Linked DNA regions of Homo sapiens: region 2 is linked to region 1. The links are chromatin contacts, found by Hi-C or POLR2A ChIA-PET in ENCODE. All regions are on one chromosome and are shown on one strand. The core of a region is the stretch at or near the end of the contact, and the rest is flanking DNA. Distances in the headings are between cores, read along the strand shown.

Region 1 (7,517 bases), core at 3,094-5,593:
GCCTCCCAAGTAGCTGGGATTACAGGCGTGTGCTATCACGCCTGGCTAATTTTTGTATTTTTAGTAGAGACAGGGTTTCACCATGTTGGCCAGGCTGGTCTTGAACTCCTGACCTCAGGTGATCCACCTGCCTAGGCCTCCCAAAGTGCTGGGATTACAGGCGCGAGCCACCGTGCCTGGCCCATTATTGGATCTTTTATACTGTCCCGTGTGATAGGCATTATCTTCATTGCAGGAGCTGGAGTTAAGAGAGATTAAATAATTTACCCAAGATTGCACAGGAGAATTAAGACTTGAACCTGTGATTCTTGGCTATAAAACCTGGGGTCTTTCCAGTATACTTCACTTTCTATCTGACTTCACAAATGCAGACCATTTTAAGGACAAGCTTTTCTGTAGTGATGTGATCTCTCATCTTTCCTCATTTTCTTTTTTCTGTAGATTTGGCCAATTGGGAGAGAAATCAACTGTAAGTGCTTAAAGACATTGTCTGTCTCTGAGGATAGAAGTATCTGCCTGCAGCCAAGACTTCATTTTGATGGCAAATACATTGTCTGTAGTTCAGCACTTGGTCTCTACCAGTGGGACTTTGCCAGTTATGATATTCTCAGGTAATGTTTCCTTCGACCTCACGCTTTACCTTTGAAAGCCTGCTGCAGTTCAGTAGTAAAGACAAGACTAAATGTTTGGATGTACCAGTCAGTAGCTGGCTTTTAGGAAATGTATACTGTATCACTTGTAAACAGGGTTATATATACTGAACATCTCAGACAGGAAAAATATTTTAGAGGAAGTAAGCAAATGAAAAAGAGTTACGTACTGGAACGTCCGCTGCCTGACTGTGAGTCATGAGCCACTTCTTTCAGATTTAACATGCTTTTCTGGAAAATGAGGGGCATGGATGAAAAGATCTTTCAGATCTCCATAAGTTCTAATATTTTAAGTCCTATTTCATATTCTGTTGAAATTCTGCATTGTTTTACAAACTTGGTAAACTTTAGTGGTATCTAGGGATCAAGTGACCTTCTGTTGACTAGTAGAAAGACAGAGACTTAGAGAAAAATAAAATTTGCAGGGTTTCCCTCCAAAGAAGTAAATAAGCAGCAGTCCATAGACAAATAATTTTGTGATTCACTGCATACCATAGGCTCTTCTTGGAGAAGGACAGTATCTGTTAGCATATTTGGGGCTGATGGAAGCCAGTGCCATGTGGTCATTAAGAGAACTTTGGTGATAGACAAACCTTGGTTTAAGATGTGGTGCCATCTCTAATGGGCTGTGTGATTTAGTATAAGTTTCTTAACTCCTCTGTAGCTCAATTTCATCATCTATAAAGTGACTATTAAATGAAATGCTTGTGATGAGGACCTAGTATACCACCTGGCAGATCTTTATTAATAATAAGTCTGAGAGGACCCATGTAAAGAAACCTGTTTGAATTTGTTGAACCTACTGTACTTCACACCTGTTGTGCACACACTTATTAATAACAACTCAAAAAGTTAGCGTCCCATAGCATGGTTCAGGACTTGGAGGAGTACAGAAAATTGAACATTCTCTTCATTGTTTTTTTTTTTTTTTTTGAGATGGAGTCTCGCTCTGTCGCCCAGGCTGGAGTGCAGTGGCACAATCTCTGCTCACTGCAGGCTCCGCCTCCAGGGTTCACACCATTCTCCTGTCCCAGCCTCCCGAGTAGCTGGGACTACAGGCGCCCGCCACCATGCCCGGCTAATTTTTTGTATTTTTAGTAGAGACGGGGTTTCACTGTGCTAGGCAGGATGGACTCAATCTCCTGACCTCGTGATCCACCCGCCTCGGCCTCCCAAAGTGCTGGGATTACATGCGTGAGCCACCGCACCCGGCCTCTTCATTGTTTTTATGCATGACTATTTGAGGTCAGCTCGTGTGGATCTGATCACAATAACCACAAAACTTTGGTGGGCCACATCTCTCTGATCACAAAGTTACAACCCCATTTATGTCTTCCTGGAATCAGACCAACATTTCTAACCAGTTAGGTTTCAGAGCTGTCAGAATCAGTTATAGAAATGATTGATATTTATGCTTTGAGAAAAAAGACTGAAACCTTTCCTAGAAAACATCTGTTTAAGCTTTTCCTCTTGTAGGTAGGGAAACTGAAGCTGAGACAGGGTAGGGGCCTTGCCCAGCATTCCACCTCTCACTGTATTCCAACATTCGTCCATTCATGCATGGCTGGATTATCCAATAGGTATATACTTATGGTACTAGAAAGCCAGGGACACCAAAAACAGGGGAAAATAAAGTTTTGAAAGAATCTGATATTTTGTAAAGCAAAATATTCAAGTAATCACCATGGGAAAATCACATCTTTTATAGTTCAATATTGTTTTTGTTTTGAATTAAAATTTTAGGTGGGAAGGTGCAAAGGCAAGGTGGGCTAGAGATGTCATAGTTGTTTTAATGCTTAGCATCTCTAAAGGGTTTAATTTGGTCCCACATCTGCTTTCTCATGTATGCTTGTGACTCAGAGTGGCATATAGAGACTCTAGAGTCCTAGATGAAAGTTGCTAGTTTTTAGTGTTTGAATAATAGTTTTAAATAATAAACCTGTAAGATTGTTTGCGGGTAGGAGTTGCCAGGTTCAGATTTTTTCTCCGAAAAGAGTCTGTCTTGTGTCTGCTTTTTTCCTCCCAAACACAGATAAACCAACCTCTGTTGAAACCTACTACAAATCCTCTGGCTTCAGTTGCTAGGACCAGGTAGGGCTACTTAGCTTTGAAGCTAATTGAAAAGAAGCAAAGCACAAATAACAGCATGTTACTCAATAAGTCTGAGATATGATGTGATTGCTTGAGTTAGGTTATCTCTACAGCATGTAAGGTTACTTAGGTTCAAGGACCCAGACTCTGCACAGCAGGGATGTCTGGTTCCATTTCTAAAGTGATCAAAGTGAAAGCCACAAACCTGTCAAGACCTGTGCTCTATTCTGCAACATATTTGTGTTTCAGTCTTTGGAATCAGCTCATCTTCACAGATCTTGAGCCCTAACCCGGTAGCCACCTATTTTTTGTGTTCTGTTATGATGTGGGACCTACCAGACTTTCTAGCTGTTTTTCCTAGCCTCTTTTTTTTTCGTTTTTATTTTATGTTTTTTTGAGACAGAGTCTCACTCTGTCACCCAGGCTCTAGTGCAGTGGTGTGATCTCGGCTCACTGCAACCTCTGCCTCCCAGGTTCAAGCGATTCTCCTGCCTCAGCCTCCCGAGTAGCTGGAATTAAAGGCACCTGCCATGATGCCCAGCTAATTTTGTGTATTTTTAGTAGCGATGGGGTTTCATCCTGTTGGCCAGGCTGGTCTCAAACTCCTGACCTCAAGTGATCCACCCGCCTCCCAAAGTGCTGGGATTATAGGCATGAGCCACCGCACCCGGCTTCCTAGCCTCCTTTAGATCTCTTTTGTAGGAATTTGCACTTGCCTTTGTTTATTTCACCACTACTTTATTCTTTAGATATTCATTGAGCACCCACCTTTGTGTCAGGCATTGTGGTATGCATTGGGAAACAGCAGAAGTACTTACCAAACTCAGGGAAATTACCGATCAGCAGGATGGGGAAGACTGATGTTAAACAGCTAATTGCAAACAGGTTGTTTAATGGTTGGGTTAAGAGGAGCCTAGCCTAGTACAGAGTACTTTGAGGCCCTGCCTAGTTTGTGGAGTAAGGGAAGGCTTCTAAGAGGAGACATTTGGGCTGAGCTCTAAAGGGTGAGTATAAATGCCTTAACTAAGTACCAGGAGTGGGTGTACAGTGAGGAATTTTAGACTGAGACACTAGTCCGTTCGAAGGCCCTGAGGTTAAAGGAGCCTCAGGTACATTTGAGAAATTGAAGGAAATTCCTTAAATGCATCAGCATGGCTAAAGATGGGGGCACAATAAGGAGCCATCAAAGAGTTTAGAAGTTGAAACAAGGTGATAACATCAGGTTGTATGTGAGGTTAACTGATTCAAAGGGACTAAGTAGATGTGGGGAGGTCAGTAGAAAGCTGTTGGCAATAGTGCAGGCAAAAGATGGTGTCTTGGACTAGAGCTGTGGTAGTGCATATATTAGTGAACAAATTAGAGAAAAATTTAGGGCATAAAATCAATAGAGCTTGGTGATCGAATTTGTGATTTGAATGAGGAGGAGGAGGAGAATTGGATGGTTGCCACGTTTCCTAGCTTGAGCACCTGGGTGAATGAGCAAGTAAAGAAATAGAAAAAACAGGTTTGACTAGGAAATTCAGTATTGGATAGTTTGAGTGTGAGGAACTTTGTCTTATTCACTGCCGAAATCCTGGTACCAACATTGGCTAGCTCACTTTAGGCTCTTAGTAAATATTTGTTGAGTGAATGAATATGAGTCATCTAAGTAGAAAATGATGGATGAGTTATCAGTTATAACTCATTTGGAACACACATATTGGGACCTCTGATTCCCCTTTACTTGAAGTTAATCTGAACTTACTGCTTTCCCTGGGATCAGACTCCATCTTGTAAACCTGTTTATAAAGGCTGACACCATAGGGAGTGTTCAGTGATTGATTTTGGATGTTCTCAAACATGTCATCTAATCTAAATGTCTACCTCTTTTAGCAGAAGTTTCTTCCATTTTCAGTCTGGGAAGGTGAGCTTACTCTCTGCTTTTCAAGCAGGGGCCAGCACCTGTTAACTATTTTCTTAGTTTCATAGAAGTGATGTCTTGTTGATATTCTTAGTATCATAGATTTTTTTTTCAGATATTAATTATAAGAGAAACACATGCCCATGAGAGAGAATTTGTAAAATTTAGACAGGCTTTCCGTATTCTATCTATATTGCCCAGTTGCATTTCTTCTTCAAGAAAGAGAAAAAATATTCTTCCAGGTCCAGCTATAAAAGACAGAAAGATTTGCTCACTCCTTGATACTCCTGTTATATCCATTGGAGTGTTTGTGCTGAGCATGTTCTCACATACTCTGGCAGTTATATGCTATGCCCTCCCCTTCTAAGGGGCAAAGACTATCTTGCTTATCTCTCTTCAGGGGCCCAGCCAGCACTCAGCACCTATGATACTCAGAAAACATTTGCTAGGCCTGCATTATGTTAGCTGTATGACTCATGGCAAGATGTTTTAGTCTTGTTTACTGATATAGTGGAGAGAATACCTCTACCTAACTGCATTATGAGGATTGAGATAACACGCTGGGTGCAGTGGCTCACGCCTGTAATCCCAGCACTTTGGGAGGCTGAGGCGGGTGGAACACAAGGTTGAGATCGAGACCATCTCGCCAACATGGTAAAACCTCATCTCTACTAAAAATACAAAAATTAGCTGGGCGTGGTGGCGGGCATCTGTAATCCCAGCTACTCGGGAGGCTGAGGCACGAGAATCGCTTGAATCCGGGAGGTGGAAGTTGCAGTGAGCCGAGATCACGCCACTGCACTCCAGCCTGGTGACAGAGCGAGACTCCATCTCAATAAATAAATAAATAAAAATAATTAAAAAAGATAACATGTTAATTATGAAGTTCGGTGCCTTGCACATGTAAATGCTTGATAAATATTGAATGTCCCCCATCCTTCCTGATATGAGACTGAAATTGGCTCCTTTGTAACTCTTTGCCTCTGATCCTAGTTCTGTCTTCTAAAGCTTATAATGTCTGGGCTGTCTCTTACACATCTTTCACTATTCAGAAGTGATCCTCATATACAGTTACCCTATGCCTGCCAACTCTTTCCTTCCCCATCTCAGCTGATAGCCTTCAGCTGTTCTTCCTTGTCCTGGTCTCCAGGTCCTCCCATTCTGGTTGCTCTCTTGAACCTATACTAGTTTGGTGGTGTCCTTAAAACCTAGGCTAAACTCTCCTCCCACAGGAGCCCCACCATATGTCACAGAGCAGTATTTGTCTACTGCTTGTCTGGTAGCTCAGCTCTTAGTTCCTCCAAAGAGGACATCAGCTTTTCTTGTTAATCTTTTGCTTCACTAAGGGCGCAGACAACAGAAGCTAAGTTGTTTTTTGTTTTCCTTTGTGCTGCTGTTTAGCTAGGTGTCTCCTAGCCTTTGTCATTGATGTCTTGGAAACTGCCTCTGAGAAAGTTAGGGCTGTCCTCCCAACTCCCTACTTTTCTCTGCTTCCCCTAGTTGTTTCTTCCCTAGTTTTTTTCATAATAACTTTTTATGAATCTATTATTAATAAATGTTTCTAAGTTATTTGGGAAACTTTAAATATTTTCAGCCTTTACTGTTTTTAGAGAGAAACCCATTTGTTTGCTGCCTGCTGAGTAGAGTAGCACTTTAGTCACTTGGCTTTCAGGTTTCTTCTGGGCTTCAGGGTGTTCCAGTATTCTAGGAGTTGATGAATACATCTTTTTACCTAGTGGTAAGAGTTAACTCTTGCCTTCTAGTTCTCACTGGTAACTGACAAATTGTGAATCCTTAGCCAAAGCATTTACTCTGCCTGAGCTTTGGTTTTCACAGCTTAAAAATAGATTGTTTAGTTAAATGTTATCTGTAAGATCCTTTCTAGCCTGGATAGATGTTTTGTACTTTTATAAACTTTCATCAGGCCGGGTGCGGTGGCTCACGCCTGTAATCCCAGCACTTTGGGAGGCCGAGGTGGGCAGATCATCTGAGGTCAGTAGTTCGAGACCAGCCTGGCCAACATGGTGAAACCTCGTCTCTACTAAAAATACAAAAATTAGCCAGGTGCAGTGGCAGCCGTCTGTAGTCCCAGCTACTTGTGAGGCTGAAGCAGGAGAATCACTTGAACCTGGGAGGTGGAGGATGCAGTGAGCCGAGATCACGCCCCTGTACTCCAGTGTGGGCAACACAGTGAGACCCTGTCTCAAAAAAAAAAAAAAAAACTTTGATCAAACACCACCTTTCCCTTCCATGCCAATATTATATAATGACTGAACGCACCTCTCCCGCTCCCGGCTTTTTTATAAGTGGGCTGAGCTTTTCTCCTTATATTTTACTTTTTATCAAAAACATTTAACTCTAAATTTGCTTGAATTTAATATTGGTTTTAAATATCTCCAGAAAAGATTACAGTAGCATAAACAGAAGCAAGGTTGCCTTCTTTCACAGTCCCTAACTCTCATCCTTGTAGGGTCATCAAGACTCCTGAGATAGCAAACTTGGCCTTGCTTGGCTTTGGAGATATCTTTGCCCTGCTGTTTGACAACCGCTACCTGTACATCATGGACTTGCGGACAGAGAGCCTGATTAGTCGCTGGCCTCTGCCAGAGTACAGGAAATCAAAGAGAGGCTCAAGCTTCCTGGCAGGCGAAGCATCCTGGCTGAATGGACTGGATGGGCACAATGACACGGGCTTGGTCTTTGCCACCAGCATGCCTGACCACAGTATTCACCTGGTGTTGTGGAAGGAGCACGGCTGACACCATGAGCCACCACCGCTGACTGACTTTGGGTGCCGGGGCTGCGGGTTTTGGGTGCAACCTCTGCGGCAGCCGACTGCATGAACCAAAGTTCTCACCTAATGGTATCATCACGCA
Region 2 (7,517 bases), core at 3,518-6,017, 410 kb before region 1:
CTTTACAGAAAGTTTGTCAACCCCTGACCTAGATCATTGCTAAGGTCCTTTGTAGTAATGACTTCATGAATCTGTAGCCCTGTCTAGTGGATAATTGCTAGTACTTGGTTTTCTTTTTAGGCCCAGTCATTTTTTCTATCAAGATTTTTGGATTTCAGAATTTGCATGGTTGGTTTAAATTACTGCTTTTGTTACAAGGTGTCTTTCTTTTGATCACAAATTAGGTAATAATTCTCATAGGAAATAAAGCAGATTTGGAGGCACAGAGAGATGTTACATATGAAGAAGCCAAACAGTTTGCTGAAGAAAATGGTGAGTTTCTTTAAGACTTAATGGTCACAATTGGGAGAATTTTTAAGGAAAGGTGGGCTTGACAGTTTTGTTGGTTTTTTTTTGCATTTTTTTTTTAAATGCAGACTCAGAAATCTCAAGAATGAGGAAGTAACAATGTGTTTCTATTTCTGTGTGATTTATGTTGGAGCAGTACAGTTATTTAGTGACAAATATAAAGATGCTCTCCACCTCAAACTTACATACTTTTTCATAAAATACTATGGGAGGAGTACTAAAAACTGATGGGAAACTTTTTCAGATGTTACTAAAGAAGTGCACTTGTGAGTTAGTTTGAAGTGTCCTAATTATAGTCTGAATTTTATTTTTAGGCTTATTGTTCCTCGAAGCGAGTGCAAAAACGTAAGTGTGACCAAAATACAGATATTTCAATTATATTCAAGTTTCTCAAAGTAGAACCGTATATATGAAAAGTATATAATGTATATACACATATAAAGTACTATCTATAAATGTGTAATGCTTACTGCAGGAAGAACAGCAAACATCTCTTTGCTTCCTTTTTTACATTTCAAAATAATATGAATTTTTGTTACTTAAAAGATTGTACCTTGATTATGCCTGTTGGTAACCCAGGTTAATAAATGAAACTTTGTTTACATTTCAAAAGTGTTTGACTTTTCCCAAATGACAGTGTTTGACTTTTCACAAGTGAGGTTGAGTTTGGCATCTCAGACAAGCTTGGTCAATCTGTTCTTCCTGTAATACTTCTGATCACATTAAAAAGCATGATTTAAGGGAATAGTGTCTACTCAGAAGCATAGTGAACATTTTCTAATTGTTCTTCCATGTCTGCTATTGAACTGTGGTACACCCATCATTGTTCTTCATTTATTAGGCCAAAAATTTCTTGTGGTGAGGAGAGGCTAACCTGTTTTCGTTTAGTCTCAGCTGTGCTATTAGTCCAAAGAAAACTGAATGGAGGTGTTAACGTGGCTAAGCATGATTATGTCACCATTACCCGATTAAAAACAGCTCAGTTCATGCTTGGCTGAGCAGACCATATTATTCTTGGAATTTTTTTCAGCATGTTCAGAGAGATTTCATTTCTGTTTGGAGTATCCTCTCTGTTATCACAGAAATGACCTATCTGAATTGTCATGGTGTGTATTAACATACAGTATTTTAATGATTGCATATAACACATGTAGTTGTCCAAATAGGGTTTGTAGAAAGGGCTTTCAGTACACGTATGTATGTATGCTTTCCATAGAAAGTAGTTTTCCGGCCGGGTGTGGTGGCTCATACCTGTAATCCCAGCACTTTGGGAAGCCAAGGCAGGCGGATCACGAGGTCAGGAGATCGAGACCACCCTGGCCAACATGGTGAAACCCTGTCTTTACTAAAAATACAAAAATTAGCTGGGCGTGGTGGTGTGCTCCTGTAGTCCCAGCTACTCGGGAGGCTGAAGCAGGAGAATCGCTTGAACTTGGGAGGTGGAGGTTGCAGTGAGCTGAGATCGGGCCACTGCACTCCAGCCTGGTGACAGAGTGAGTCTCTGTCTCAAAAAAAAAAAAAAAAAAAAAAGGAAAATAGTTTTCCATGTTCTCTTAGCTCAGTGTTCTGGTAATCTCTTATTAGATGACAGTGGTTAAGTTGGAGACATCATGGCAGTTAACTAAAGATTAGCAAAAGGTCAGTGTCTTGTCTTTTGTAGAAAACTGTGGTTCTCCAATAAAGTTATCAATTGCCTCTTAGGGGAGAGAATGTAGAAGATGCCTTCCTTGAGGCTGCCAAGAAAATCTATCAGAACATTCAGGATGGAAGCTTGGATCTGAATGCTGCTGAGTCTGGTGTACAACACAAACCTTCAGCCCCGCAGGGAGGCCGGCTAACCAGTGAACCCCAACCCCAGAGAGAAGGCTGTGGCTGCTAGTGACCTCTTTGCTGTGGCCCCTCATTTGACCTTTCACCTCTGTCTGTTGGAAGCAGTACTTTTTACTGCCTCATTGTCTTCTGTACATCTTACTGGGTTTAATTAAAAAAAAAGAAAAAACTCTGTTGTAAAAACAGTTTAACACAATACTAAACTGCTAAACAACTAGATGTAATCAGGTTATCAAAGGCAAGTAGAGTAATAAATCTCTCCTGCATGGTAAATCTAGACTTTTTTTCCCCCTTGTCCTCGTGATAAGTATGTCACCAATATATGATTTAAACCGAGCACTGATGCTGGACTTCATGATTTTTACCCTCCCTTTGGCAAGGCTTTGTCTCACTGTACGGTTTAATTTGGTGATATCTTAAGCCTTTCTTCCCATCCTTAACTGTTCAAGTATGTCTGTTGTAACCAATAAGTTTATTGCTGTGAAATTACTTCTGATGGTAGAGAAGGGGTTCTATAACTGCTTTTGTTTTGTTTTGGATAAATTTCCTGTTGTGTGGGTGGCATTTTTCTTAACGAGATTTGCTTCTGTCTTAGCCTCACACAGGGAAAATATCCATTTATCTTCTCTCTCGTGCTTAATTAATAGCTTTATCTTTTTTTATACCATTTTATCCTTTTCTCTTTAACAGAAAGTAAATATGTATAAAATTTGAAGGAATCGAACTAACAATACATTCTGTGTATATTATTTTAATGAAGAAAATAAATTGATTACTGGCATTGGAACAGTATAAAATACCAGTTTGTACAGTATGACCTATATGTGACCATGTTACTCCCTTCCATTTCACACAAAGAAATAGACACAACTGCAGTTCACAAGTAGTACTGGCTCCACCCCTTGGTGCTGGCAGTGTTTGGGGACATTATGCTGGAAAGAGCTCCTAGCATCAGAGGATTAACACTAGCAGATTCTGTTCCATCTTTGCACTGTTGCTTACCTGCTGATTTTCTTAACTGTTCTTGTGCAATCGACAATGTGCTAACCTGCTTTTCTCTTTTTGTAAACGTTTTTGCATTACAGGCTGCATTCTTGCCTTACTGTATAGAAAAAGAAAAAAGGCTGGGTTTACTATTGCACATTTTAAGCTTTTATACCTTTATCTTCTTGGAATGGTCAGATTCTGAACTGGACAGTCAGAACCACAGGTCTGCTGTTAAGGGATTTTAAATTGTGCATTTTTAACCCTACAGTGAAATAACTTAAGATATCCCTGTGTTCACAGTGTGAGGGGCTGTTTTATGTCATGTTGGCATAAATTGTTTTGTAAAAGGGAAAGTGTTTCTAAAGGTGTTTCAGCGCTTGTGCTGATACAAAGTAAGTTATTACTTTGCACCAGGTGGTTTGGCCACTGAATTAATACTGTATAGCAAGAGAAACAATCTTATTTTTTTGGACAACATGTTTTATTAAGTTCTTCATTTCTGTTGATTTTTTTTATTGCATTTATGATTCAGTGGCTGGGAATTGAGAATTTATTTGAAATAGAATAGGTAACACCTCAGCGTACTATAGAAAATGCACTCAGCTCAACTGCTGTGTTTAAAATACACATTTTAAATCCCTCTTTACAGACACTAACATAAAAGTACATCTTTCTGGGTTGTAAACATGTGGTAGTACCAGAGTATTGTATAGTCAATGTTAAATAAAAGCCAAAACTGGAATGTGCAGAAAGTAGGCTTTGGTTAATTTGTGGATTCATTTTTATTTTTGTCTTTGTTTAACTTTTTAAAAAATAAGATTTCTGGAGTAGATTGGTATATTCTGTTAAAGACTTACAGTGATCCATTTTGCTTACACTGTTGCATCACAAGGGACTCACCCAGGGACCATGACCTGCTGGTGTGTGTGTATATTTACAAAAACAAAACAAACAAACCACCCATTGGGATATAAGGTAGCAATCACAAACTAAAGACTGCGGCTTGTTGAGGTGCAATACCCTGACTCCCAAAGTTAGTTACAGTGGGTTTTATTGTTTTTGTGACTGAAGGATTTATTCAGACTGCTGTACTCTTCATTTGATGTAACAAAATGCTATTAATCTAAATATTTGTAAATAAAGTACCTGTATCTAGATTAAATTAAAATTGGTTGCATTATTTTCTGAACTATAATAGGGTTTTTCTTCAGGTGAACAATTTGACGTGTCATCAGTTTTTATTGCAGCACTGTCCATATTCATTGTATAAAGAGAGGTCTACGTATGTAGCATATAAAACCACATCACTAAGTAATAGACCCACAGCTTTATTCTTGTGTTTACATTACCCTTGAAATGTTTTCAGTCAACCCTTTTCAGTGTAAGATCAGCACATTTGGTGGCTGATGCTGTTCTCCTTTGACTGTACCGGGAGCCAGATTCTATCATATGCATGTGTAATCCCCTGTAATACACTCAGGTGCTCACAAATAGAGCAGATTGTCATATTGTAACATGCGTGTGCCAGACACCGGGCAGTACACTTTGGAAAGAATGTGAAATCCTTTTAATTTTTAATCCATAGCTTACTGCTTGTGCAGTCACCTGCCTCTTGAGGTTGCTCATTGCCCTTGGACCTGTGAGGAGGCCTTCAGATTAGTAATTGGTGCTTAGTACTATTTATGCTTAAATAGATCTTCCAGTACAATGTTGAAGTCTTTTTTATGGATAATAACGTGTTTGATGGAGTAACTTATTATTTTTTTTTGGTTGGTGGTTTACACGTTAATAGAGGTAGTACAATTTCTTTGGAAAGGTGTCTTTTGAAGCCAGCTGTTAAGCTTCATACATTACCTCCCTTCTCAAATTCGGTAAGACAGTAGTTTTGGGGAACTTTTTTGCCCATGTGTCTTTTAAGTGTGATTTTAAAAAAATGAGTGGTTCAGTTCATTCCCCTAAACAGAAGAAAAGACCAAATAATTACCTTCCATTCCTCTTCATGTGGGAATATAGAGAGGGTTCATGTGGCATTTTAGAGAAAAGATAATTTATCCTCATTCAACACAGGCCCAGAAAATTGTGTCCCAGAAGGATGTCAGTAATTGTGACTAGGCCAGGCCTTTTAGCATTTTGCTAAGACTTGAAACAAAAAATGTAAATACAAAAGAAATCAAGTTTTGTTTTGAAAGATGCCTTCTAGAACTTACTGTGTATTAATAAATTGTCACTTTCATTGTCTTTATTGTAACTCCATTGATCCCGTATCTTAACGGTTCACGTCTAGCCAAATAACTGTTTTGGAATAAAAACCTTGGTGGTGAGGGATGACTGCACTGTGCTGCTCTGTATTATTAGTAACAGGGTAACATACCTGTTGTGACTCAAAAGCTGTCTAGTAGTGATCTAGAAAAGAGTTCCCGAGAATATTTTAAAACTTCTTATTACATATTTCCCCCTTGGGAATAATTATGCCAGACTGTGAGAGCAGTTGCTATTCTAGTTTTTAAAGAAATGTATACATCATGGAGTTGAGCTGTTAATTATGGTAGTTCAAAATCTGAAAGGCAACACAATTTGAATTTATCACTGGGTCACATTCTCCAAGGTACAAAGTTTTCCTGATTTTCCACCAAAGAATATGTTGGCTAAGGAAAGGCATCTGAAGCATAATAGTTTTATAATTGATGTATTTCCAAATGATGAAATCTTCATTGATAAGTATAATGTACTTCAGCCTCCAGGTAAAAGAAAACCACCTGAAAGATTACTTACTTGGAATAAGGTAAAAATTTGACGGCTTTTCCATAGAATGACCTGTGAAGTGTAAAGTCAGAGGACAGACCCAAGTTGATTGTTATCTTTTATTTTCATATGAAAAATAGATTTTAAGCAAAATTCAAAAATAACTCGACACTATAAATAAAGAGGGCCTTAAGTACATTCTTTTTGTTAATAAGATTTACCAGTTTGTAGGTTCAAATATGCAGTTAAAATCACTGTTTTTTTTTAAACATGTTACGAAGATTAAAAAAAAAAAGGCTCAGCCACATGTTGGTTTAAATTCCCATATGCAACTATTCCCATATGTACTATGTACAAGTGATTTATAAAAACATTGGCATTAATGGTACAGGCAAAGTAAACTACAGTGGAGTTTCAGAATCTCAGTTCACTGCATCTTGATTAAAAAAACCATGTGACATTCCAATTATGAAGTCAGTGAGGTAGTGGAGGTGTTTTCCTTGAATATATTTACACAAGACAGTATTCCTCATCTGGCTGAGGCATTCTTTTCCTACAGTAAGACAAAAGGAAGGATAAATCAAATTCTTGAAACAGTAAAAACAGTCTTAACTAAGTGATGGCATGATGGCTTATAGGTAAATGACATATTTGAGTACCTCTTTGGAAAAATGTTTTAAGATGAACCAGTGTACAAAATTCTGAGAGAAAAAATTAAACGGTTATTCTTAAAACTGCTAAAATTCAAGATCCTCCAATTAAAAGTTCTAGTTTAAAAAAAAATCTGTAACATCTATCCTGTGAGCAGGGATGGCATCAGTGTCAGTAACTGTCTAGTGGTTCTGATGGACCTTGCAGAACTTGCTGGAAGGAGCTCTCAGCCTTTTGACTAAGATCAAGTGTAGTATCTGTTCTTACCAGAAAAAAAGGGAAATAAAATGTTACGCTCAGAAGCCAGCCCCCTAACTTTTAACTAGTTCAGGCTTTTATCCCATATAGGCCTGGATTACAACCCCAGACTTCTAAATAATTCTACCAATCTCGCCCCTACCCACTGTGCGTTGGTTGCCTTTAAAGCAACTAAATAACTCTGGCTGCCACCTTGAGCTGGTAATTGAAGCTGGCTTTTAAGCCCTTGTGCACTCTACTCTTCTCTCACTACTCTGGGCTGTCTCATCCCCAAAGCTTCCCTATTCAATGCCCAGTGCCTCTCACACTCCTCCTCGAACCCTGCCCTAAGGCCCATGATGATTTTGGCCTTTACCTGACTGGGTCCACCACAGATGGTGTTAAGATAATCATATTCAGATGGCCCTGCTGCTAATGGCCCTGCTGCTAATTAGCTGTGTGAACTAGGTAAGTCACTTGCCCACCTTGGGCACATTAAAGAGGCAACTGTCCTTGAAAGCTCCTTGTGGCTCCACCATTAAAATATACTGCTCTGTGGTAAAGATAGATTAGCCCGCAAGTCCTGCTGTTGTCCTTTGCTATGTCCTTGACCAAATCATTTATCATTTTGTACAGATTCCTTATCTATATAAAAGGATAAGTCCTACCTCCAAGGATGTAAAAATTAGATGATATATATAAAGTTTTGTATGTGCACACAA

What was found. Hi-C counts contacts between places; a loop is a spot of excess contacts on that map. ChIA-PET counts read pairs that join two places held with the same protein, here RNA polymerase II (POLR2A). Pooled maps may share reads with other maps.
Region 2: a loop to region 1 is called in a map of naive thymus-derived CD4-positive, alpha-beta T cell, with 2.1 times the contacts of the local background. The contact joins two enhancer-like sites. A Hi-C loop is called at or near these places in 2 of 168 maps with a recorded cell type or tissue (left cardiac atrium and naive thymus-derived CD4-positive, alpha-beta T cell), 2 of 37 single-sample maps with no recorded cell type and 2 of 50 pooled maps. POLR2A ChIA-PET finds 5 or more read pairs at or near these places in 3 of 52 experiments (T-cell, activated CD4-positive, alpha-beta T cell and activated naive CD4-positive, alpha-beta T cell).

Annotation. Positions count from the first base shown.
Region 1 is chr9:120,764,442-120,771,958 of GRCh38, reverse strand. It overlaps FBXW2 (F-box and WD repeat domain containing 2), which reads left to right. Exons shown (of 8, transcript NM_012164.4): 7 at 442-611; 8 at 7,112-7,517. The coding sequence ends at 7,400. Among named protein-coding and RNA genes, the nearest start is that of FBXW2, 25 kb to the left of the region's middle. RefSeq lists an enhancer at 3,225-3,893. Within about 2 kb of position 4,343, at least 2 of the 41 ENCODE cell types and tissues checked have a DNase peak (open chromatin) inside an H3K27ac peak, as active enhancers do.
Region 2 is chr9:121,176,106-121,183,622 of GRCh38, reverse strand. CNTRL (centriolin) reads right to left here. Exons shown (of 44, transcript NM_007018.6): 44 at 6,013-6,460. The coding sequence ends at 6,437. RAB14 (RAB14, member RAS oncogene family) reads left to right here. Exons shown (of 8, transcript NM_016322.4): 6 at 225-312; 7 at 663-693; 8 at 2,050-5,490. The coding sequence ends at 2,227. It also overlaps the pseudogene LOC124902357. Among named protein-coding and RNA genes, the nearest start is that of RAB14, 22 kb to the left of the region's middle. Within about 2 kb of position 4,767, at least 2 of the 41 ENCODE cell types and tissues checked have a DNase peak (open chromatin) inside an H3K27ac peak, as active enhancers do.